Linked DNA regions of Homo sapiens: region 2 is linked to region 1. A link is an interaction called in ENCODE POLR2A ChIA-PET data of the cell type or tissue named here. Cell type or tissue: HCT116. All regions are shown on one strand.

What was found. ChIA-PET counts read pairs that join two places held together with the same protein. Peaks named below come from ENCODE experiments on the same cell type or tissue, not always from the same donor. Only the 100,000 strongest peaks of a DNase experiment are listed, where the experiment ranks them.
Region 2: POLR2A ChIA-PET joins it to region 1 with 5 read pairs; 3 of 35 experiments call an interaction of 5 or more read pairs at or near these places.

The regions. Positions count from the first base shown.
Region 1 is chr10:118,838,584-118,842,583 of GRCh38, forward strand. The region is part of intron 3 of LINC03036 (long intergenic non-protein coding RNA 3036); the gene reads right to left. Among named protein-coding and RNA genes, the nearest start is that of CACUL1, 86 kb to the left of the region's middle. In HCT116, no CTCF peak of the experiment used is centred here; a DNase peak (open chromatin) is centred at 1,698; H3K4me3 peaks cover 2,080 bases; H3K27ac peaks cover 1,501 bases.
Region 2 is chr10:118,985,046-118,989,045 of GRCh38, forward strand. The region is part of intron 2 of LINC03036 (long intergenic non-protein coding RNA 3036); the gene reads right to left. Among named protein-coding and RNA genes, the nearest start is that of LINC03036, 43 kb to the right of the region's middle. In HCT116, no CTCF peak of the experiment used is centred here; no DNase peak of the experiment used is centred here.

The DNA.
Region 1 (4,000 bases):
TATTGATGCTGAGGCTTGAAAGAGGAACGGAATTGACCAGGCGAACCTTGCAGGAAGAGCTGACCAAGCACCAGAGTTATGTGTGTGAAGGTCCCTTTCTTAGTCAACTCAGGCTGCTATAACAAATTACCATAGACTCGGAAGCTTATAAACAACAAATTTATTTCTCACAGTTCTGGAAGCTGGAAGTTGGAGATCAGGATGCCAGCATAGTTGGGTTTTGGTGAGCGCCCTCTTCTTGGTTATAGAATTCCAACTTTTCATTCTCCCACGGTGAAAAGAGGGTGAGCTAGCTCTCTGGTTTTTTCTTATAAAGCCACTAATACTAATCCCACCCATAAGGGATCTATCTACCCTCATCACCTGATTACCACCCAAAGGCTCCTTCTCCAAATACCATCACATTGGGGATTGAGTCTCAATGTATGAATCTGAGGGGGACAAACGTTCAGTGCATAACAGCCCCCAAAGCTGGAAGGAGATCAGCAGGGTGAGCAAGGGGTAGGGGTGGATAGCACGAAGCCTGGGGAGGAGGAAGGGATGGGGCCAGGCCCTCCCACCAGGTGAGGAGGTAGGTCTGTATCCTAAGAGGACCGGGTTAGCCACTAAAATCCTTAAGCATAGACTACATAATTACACTGGCATTTTGAGGCAATTGGTTTGTTGATTGTGTAGACAGTGTGGAGAGTAGATTGGACAAGGACAGAGTGGAAATGGGTGGACGAGTTTGGAAGTCCCTCCAGGTGAGAAGTGATGGTGACTCAGACTTAGGAGGGCAGGGGAGAGAGAAAACTGGACCATTTCCAAATGCAGGCTTAGATTAGGTTCCGTGTGGACTCAGGGGGGACCTGGGAGAAGAGGGGCTCTGGGGGTGGGGCAGAGGTCATGGCCAGGAGGAAAGGAGTCTTTACAGGTCACTTCCCTAATTTGCCATGCCTCCTGCCTGTCCATCACAACCAGCTGATCCACCCTGTGCCAGCGAGCAGAGGCTCAGTCCCTGGGTCAGGCCCAGCTGGGGTGACCAACCATCCCATCTGCCCAGGATTGAGGGGTGTTCTGAGAGCCTTCAGCTAAATTGGGGTTCCAGTACCAGCACAGCTGGCAACCCTGCCCTAATGAGAAATGAAGAGGAGGTGAACATGTTGTTTACAGGACGCCTTTCACACGATCCTTCTACTTGTCGGATGGCCTAATGTCTGGTTATCCAACCTTCAAATGGAGGGTGCCTGGCATAGGAAATGTGTTTATGCTGGTAGACGATCTTGTGTCTTGTCTGACCTGTGTCCAGTTTGTGTCTACCTGACCGTCACTCTGGCCCTCCTGGAAGCCCAACCTTGTGTTTCTCACCACTCCCATGTCCCAGGGAAAACCCAGTGGGGTAGCCCCCAGTTCTTCAGATGGAAGGCGCAAGTTCGATACACGACCATGACAGGAAGTCAGTTCAAATATTTTTACTTACAGATCCGGGGCAGGGAAGGCACCATGGGTAAGGAGGGCAGTCCACTGTCCGTGGGTCATGGAATGCAGGAACAAAGAGTCAAGCAGAGGGAAAGAGACAGAGAGATACAGAGACAGAGAGAGACAGAGAGGCAAAGAGTAGTATATAAGGGAATAGGAAGTGAGTCACCTTAAGTTCATGGGCAGCTGTCTGAATGGCCCGTTTAAAGGAAGCAGCAGGAAGGCGGGGGCGGGGGAGCCCATCTGGTGGGCGGGAGAGAGGCCTCTAAGTTCTCACCTGGAGCCGCGGCTTGAGTCATTTGGGTGTGGAGCTGGAAACTGTCTCAAGAGTCTCAAGAGTAACTGAGCCCTGCTTCTGGTAGGAGAAAGTTAAATGTGTATCCAAGATGGATGCTGAGGCAACATAAAATTATAAGAATTCACTGCAAAGGTTTCCCAGGGCACAGGACTTTCAGTGTTGGTCAACCGAGGCCCATGTCCATGTCTCTTTATTGAGAGGAAGGTCAACAGCCTTGGTGGGTAGCTTGGGAAGGGTAAGGCTACATGGCCAGAGGGTGGGCTGAGTGCACATTGCCTTGGTTCCGGGCCAGTTTGAACTCATTTCTTGAATATTGAAGGGCCCCGGCTCCACCTGCACAGCGTTCTCCAGTGACAGAGTGCTTTTGTGACTGTCGTCTCTCTGGGCCCCACAACAGCCACATAGGATGAAGAGAACCAGTCAGGTGTAGGAGCCATATATTATGGATGAGGAAATTTTGGCTGGTGTGTGTTGGGTGGGGGACTGTTAAGTGGTTCACCTGAGTGACCCCAGTTGAGAAGGAGCCAAGTGAGAGTCAAAGCTGTGCCCCTGACCCCATCAGCTGTCCTGACCCCTGCGGCTCAGCTGCCCACTCTGGGCTGTCTGTGGAACCAAGTGTGGGCTCACCCCAGGGCCTTGGTGGGGAGACCGAAGTGCGCCCCCACACCCGGCCATAGAAAGCTCCCAGCCTCAAGGGCCAAAGAATGGTGTTCTCAAACTGCCATGCCACAGGACAAACTGAGCTCACTGAGGGGACAGGAGAAGAAACGTGGGGCCATGAGGTCTCGGGAAGAAAGGGTGCTGGTGGAGGAACCATGGAGGACAGAGCCTAGAGGAGTAATCAACCCCTGTGTCTCCTCATCCATGCCTTGAGGCACATGGGCCAAATCACAGCTTCCCACCGGCCTGAATGTGTGAATCACTGGGCAGCTTGTGGACAGGACAGATGCCCAGCCCCACCCCAGACCTGGAGAGAGTGATATGTCCAAGGAATCGCGGCCCAGGGCTTCCTGTTCTTCAAAGCTCAGCAAGTGGGTCTGACAAGGACTCAGGTCTGAAACCATTCTCCAGCCAGTATCTGTGGCTCTTCCCAGCTGTGCGAGTGCCTTGAAATCCATACCGTTTATGAACCTTCTGTCAGCAGATTTTAGGAGGCAGCCGCCTTATGAGATGAGTGATATTAATCCATCCATTTCACAGATTAGGAAATTGGCCCTAGCTGAGACCTGCTAGTTCGTGGCTCATTTCGCTCAGCCTTAATTCTATCCAGAGCCCCAGTTGTCTCAAACCCACACTTCTAAATGACCCTAATTCACAGGTTGGCAAACTCTTTCTGTAAAGGGCCAGACAGCAAATCTTTTAGCCTCTGCCATGCACACAGACCTCAATTGCAGCCTCTTAACTCTGCCGTCGCAGCACAAAAGCAATCTTGGACATTATATAAATGAATGGTTGTGTTCCAATAAAACTCTATAGACACAGAGGTAGAAGTTCATATGTTTTACATGGCACAAAATACTTTTTTTATTTTTTTCTCCCACCATTTAAAAATATATTTTAAAATTCTTAGCTCACAGGCTATACCAAAACAGGTCTAGATTTGGCCCACAGGCCACAATGTGTCAATGCCTGCATTAATCCACTCATGTATCAGTGATGGCAGCGGCAGGCCATCTGGAGCAGCCACTGCCATCACGCTGGCCACGCAAGGAGGCACAGCCAAGGCTGCATGCTTCGTGGAGCCAGCAGGAGCCGAGGACAAGTGAGAGCCCAGCCCCTTCCAAGTTGGGGTGGGAGCTCCCTGGGTGTTGCTGCAGCCGCCCAAGCCACGGCTGCTGACCCAGGTTCTTGGGGCCCAGGAGCAGGTGGGAGCCCCACCCTCCCAGGGACACAGTTGCAGCCACCCAAATCTTGGCTGTAAACCTGGGCCTCCCACTCCACGGAGCAGGCAGGAGCCCCAGCCTCCCAGGCATAGCTGCAGCCACCGAAACTGCAGCTGCAGACCTGGGCCTCGTGCTCCATGGATCAGGCAGGAGCCCAGCGCCCCCGGGTGCAGCTGCAGCCGCCCAAACCATGGCTGTGGAACCAGGCATCCCTGCTCTCTTGGGGGCCCAGGAAGGCCCAAGTACCCCCCGACCCCCTGCCGCTGCCACCCTCACCGGCTTGCAAGCGCCTGCTCCTGCTGCCTGGCTTCTCCCTGCTGTCAGTGCCTGCTCCAATCTCAGAGCAAAGTCAGGGCCAAGA
Region 2 (4,000 bases), 150 kb after region 1:
ATGAAGACAGGACAAAGGAAATTATGGAGTCTAGGAACAGAAAGAAAAAAATTAAAGAAAAGTGAACAGAGCCCAAGGGACCTTTGGGACACAATGGACCAACATATACATTGTAGGAGTCTCAGAAGAAGAGATGGAAAAAGAGGAAGAAAGAATATTTGAAGAAATAGTGGCTGAAAACTTCCCAAATTTTATGAAGACATGAATATAAACATCCAAGAAGCTCAATAAACTCCAAGTAAGATGAACTCAAAGAGACCCACACTGAGACACATTACAATCAAACTTTCAGCTGGGCATGGTGGAACATGCCTGTAATCCCAGCATTTTGGGAGGCCAAGGTAGGCAGATCGCTTGAACTCAGGAGTTCAAAACCAGGCTGGGCAAAACAGCAATAGCCCGTCACTACAAAAAATACAAAAATTAGCTGGCTGTGGTGGTGTGCACCTGTAGTCCCAGCAACTTGGAAGGCTGAGGTGGGAGGATTGCTTGAGCTCAGGAGGTCAAGGCTGCAGTGAGCTGAGATCATGCCACTGCACTCCAGCCTGGGCAACCAAATAAGACCCTGTCTCAAAAAAAAAAAAAAAAGAAAAGAAGAAGAAGAAAGAATTTCGGAAGAGATAAGTGGCTGGTCACATACGGGATCTTCTCAATAAGATTATCAGCATATTTCTCATCTGAAACTTTGGAGGCCAGAAGGCAGTGGGCCAATATATTCAAGGTGCTAAAAGAAAAAGAACTGTCAACCAAGAATTCTATATTCATCAAAATTGTCCTTCAAAAGTTAAGGAGAAAGGATGAATAGAGTAATTGTGGGTATTAGAGGCTAGGAAGGGGAGGAGGAGGGAAGGATATGGAGACTTTAGTCAATGGATACAAAATTACAGTTAGATAGAAGGAATGAGTTCTGATCTTCTGCAGCACTGTAGGGTGAAAATGGTTAACTATAATTTGTTATATACAAGAGAGGATTTTGAATGTTCACAACACAAAGAAATCATAAATGTTTGAGGTAATGGATGTGCTAATTACCCTTATTTGATCATTCCACATCATACACATATATCAAAATATCACTCTCTATTCCATAAATATGTATAATTATGTGTTAACTCAAAATAAAAGAAATAAGTGTAATTTAAAGTGAAAAAAATGTTAAGTGAAGAGAAATTAAGACATTCTCAGATAAACAAAAATTAAGACAGCATCCACTAGTGGTGTTGTTATCACTAGGCCTACCCTGCAAGAAATGCTCAAGGGAATCCTGCAGGGTGAAATGAAAAGACATTAGACAGTAACTTGAAGCCATGTGAAGAAATAAAGGTCTCAATAAAGGTAAATATATGTGCAATTATAAAAGATATATTGTTGTAACAATTATATGTAACTTTATCTGTTTTTTACATGATTTCAGAGACTACTGCATTTTTAAAAATTAGTCTAAAAGCTAGTATTATTATAACTTCGATTGGTAGCCATACATTTTATTATCTACATAATTTAAGAAACTGATGAATTTAAAACAGCCATTGGCTTATATTTTTAGACACACAATATGTAAAGATGTAGTTCTGTGACATCAGCAACTGAAAGGAGTGGGGCTAGAACTGTAAAGGAACAGAGTTTTTGTGTGTTATTGAAGTTAATAAGGTATAAATTCAAATTAGGGTGTTATAATTTTAGGATGTTAAATGTAACCAAATCCCATCGTAACTACTAAGAAAATAGCTATAGAGTATGCACAAGGCCAGGTGTGGTGGCTCACACCTGTAATCCCAGCACTTTGGGAGGCTGAGGCAGGAGGATTGCTAGAGCCCAGGAGTTTGAGATCAGCCTGGGCAACATACCTAAACCCCGTCTCTATTAAAAAAAAAAAGTACAAAAATTAGCTGGGCATGGTAACACGCACCTGTGGTCCCAGCCACTTGGGAGGCTGACGTGGGAGGATTGCTTGAGCCCAGGAGGTCAAGGCTGCAGTGAGCCATTATGCCACTGCCCTCCAGCCTGAGCAACAGAGTGAGTCCCTGTCTCAAAAAAAAAAAATGCACAAAAAGAAATGAGAAAGGAATTTAAACATTCCACTACAAAAAATTAACCACAAAATAAAGCTATCATACAGGAAATGAGAGATTAAAAAAGCTATAAGGCATATCAAAAACTAATATAAAAATGACAGAAGTCCATCCTTAAGTAACAAAAATCAATAAAACCAAAATTTGGCTCTTTGGAAAGATCAACAAAATTGACAAGCCTTTAGATAGATGGACTAAGAAAAAAACAGAAGAAGACTCAAATTACTAAAATCAGAAACGAAAGTGAAAACATTACCACAAATTTTACAGAAATGAAAAGGTTATAAGCAGGTACTATGAACAATTGTATACCCCAAAATTAGATAATTTAGAGAAAATGGACAAATTCCTAGAAACACAAAAACCAATACTAAATTTCTATTTTCAGAAATAGAAAATCTAGGCTGAGCACAGTAGTTCATGCCTGTAATCTAACACTTTGGGAGGCCCAGGCAGGGAGATTATATGAGGCCAGGAGTTCAGGACCAGCCCAGCCCACATAGCAAAACCCCGTCTCTACCAAAAAATACAAAAATTAGCCAGGCGTAGTGTTGCATGCCTGTAGTCCCAGCTACTTGGGAGGCTGAAGTGGGAGAATTGCTTTGAACCCAGGAAGCAGAGGAGGTTGCAATGAGCCGAAATTGTACCACTGCACTCCAGCCTAGGCTACACAGTGAGACTATGGAAGGAAGGAAAGAAGTAAGGAAGGAAGGGAGGGAGGGAGGGAGGGAGGGAAGGAGGGGGGAAGGAGGGAGAGGAGAAAGAGGGAGAGGGAGATTGAACCAGTAATCAAAAAATCTCCTGACAAAGAAAAGCCCTGGTAGACCTGATGGCTTCACTGGTAAATTCAATCAAACATTTACAGAAGGGCAACAATCCTTCTCAAACTTTTCCAAGAAATTGAAAAGGAAGGAAAACTTCTTTACTCATTGTATGAGGCCAGCATTACCCTGATACCAAAGCTAGATAAAGACACTACAAGAAAACAAAACTACAGACCAATGTCCTTTATGAACATGGATGCAAACATTGTCAAAAAATACTAGCAAACCAAATTCAGCAGCTTATTAAAAGCCTTATACACCATAACCAAGTAGGATTTAGTCCTCAAACAAGGATGGTTCAACATACAAAAATTGACCAATGTGACATACAACATTAACAGGATGAAGGGGAAAAAAACCACATGATCATCTCAATTGATGCAGAAAAAATAGCATGTGACAAAATTCAACAGCCTTTCATGACAAAAAAAAAAAAAGCCTCAACAAAGTAGGAATGCAAAAAATAAATAAATAAATACCTCAGTTGGCCAGGGGCAGTGGCTCATGCCTATAGTCCCAGCACTTTGGGAGGCCAAGGTGGGTGGATCACCTGAGGTCAGGGGTTCGAGACCAGCCTGGCCAACATGGTGAAACCCCGTATCTACTAAAAATACAAAATTAGCCAAGCATGGTGACACATGCCTGTAATCCCTGCTACTTAGGAGGCTGAAGTCAGAGAATTGTTTGAGCCTGGGAGGCACAAGCTGCAGTGAGCCAAGAGTACACTGCACTCCAGCCTGGGCAACAGAGTGAGACTCCGTCTAAAAAAAAAAAAAAAAAAAAAAAACCTCAATATAATAAAACCCATTTATGAAAAACCCACAACAAATGTCATACTCAATGGTAAAAGACTAAAAGCTTGTTATCTAAGATCAGGAAGAAGGCAAGGATGCCCACTTTTGCCACTTCAACATAGCAGTGGAAATTCTAGCAAGAGAAATTCGTCAAGAAAAAGAAATAAAAACATCCAATTGGAAAAAAAAAAAGAAGCAAAATTATCTCCGTTCAGAGATGATATGATTTTCATATGTAGAAAACCCTAAGTATTTCACCCAAAAAAAAGCTGGAACTAATAAATGAATTCAGCAAAGTAGTAAGATACAA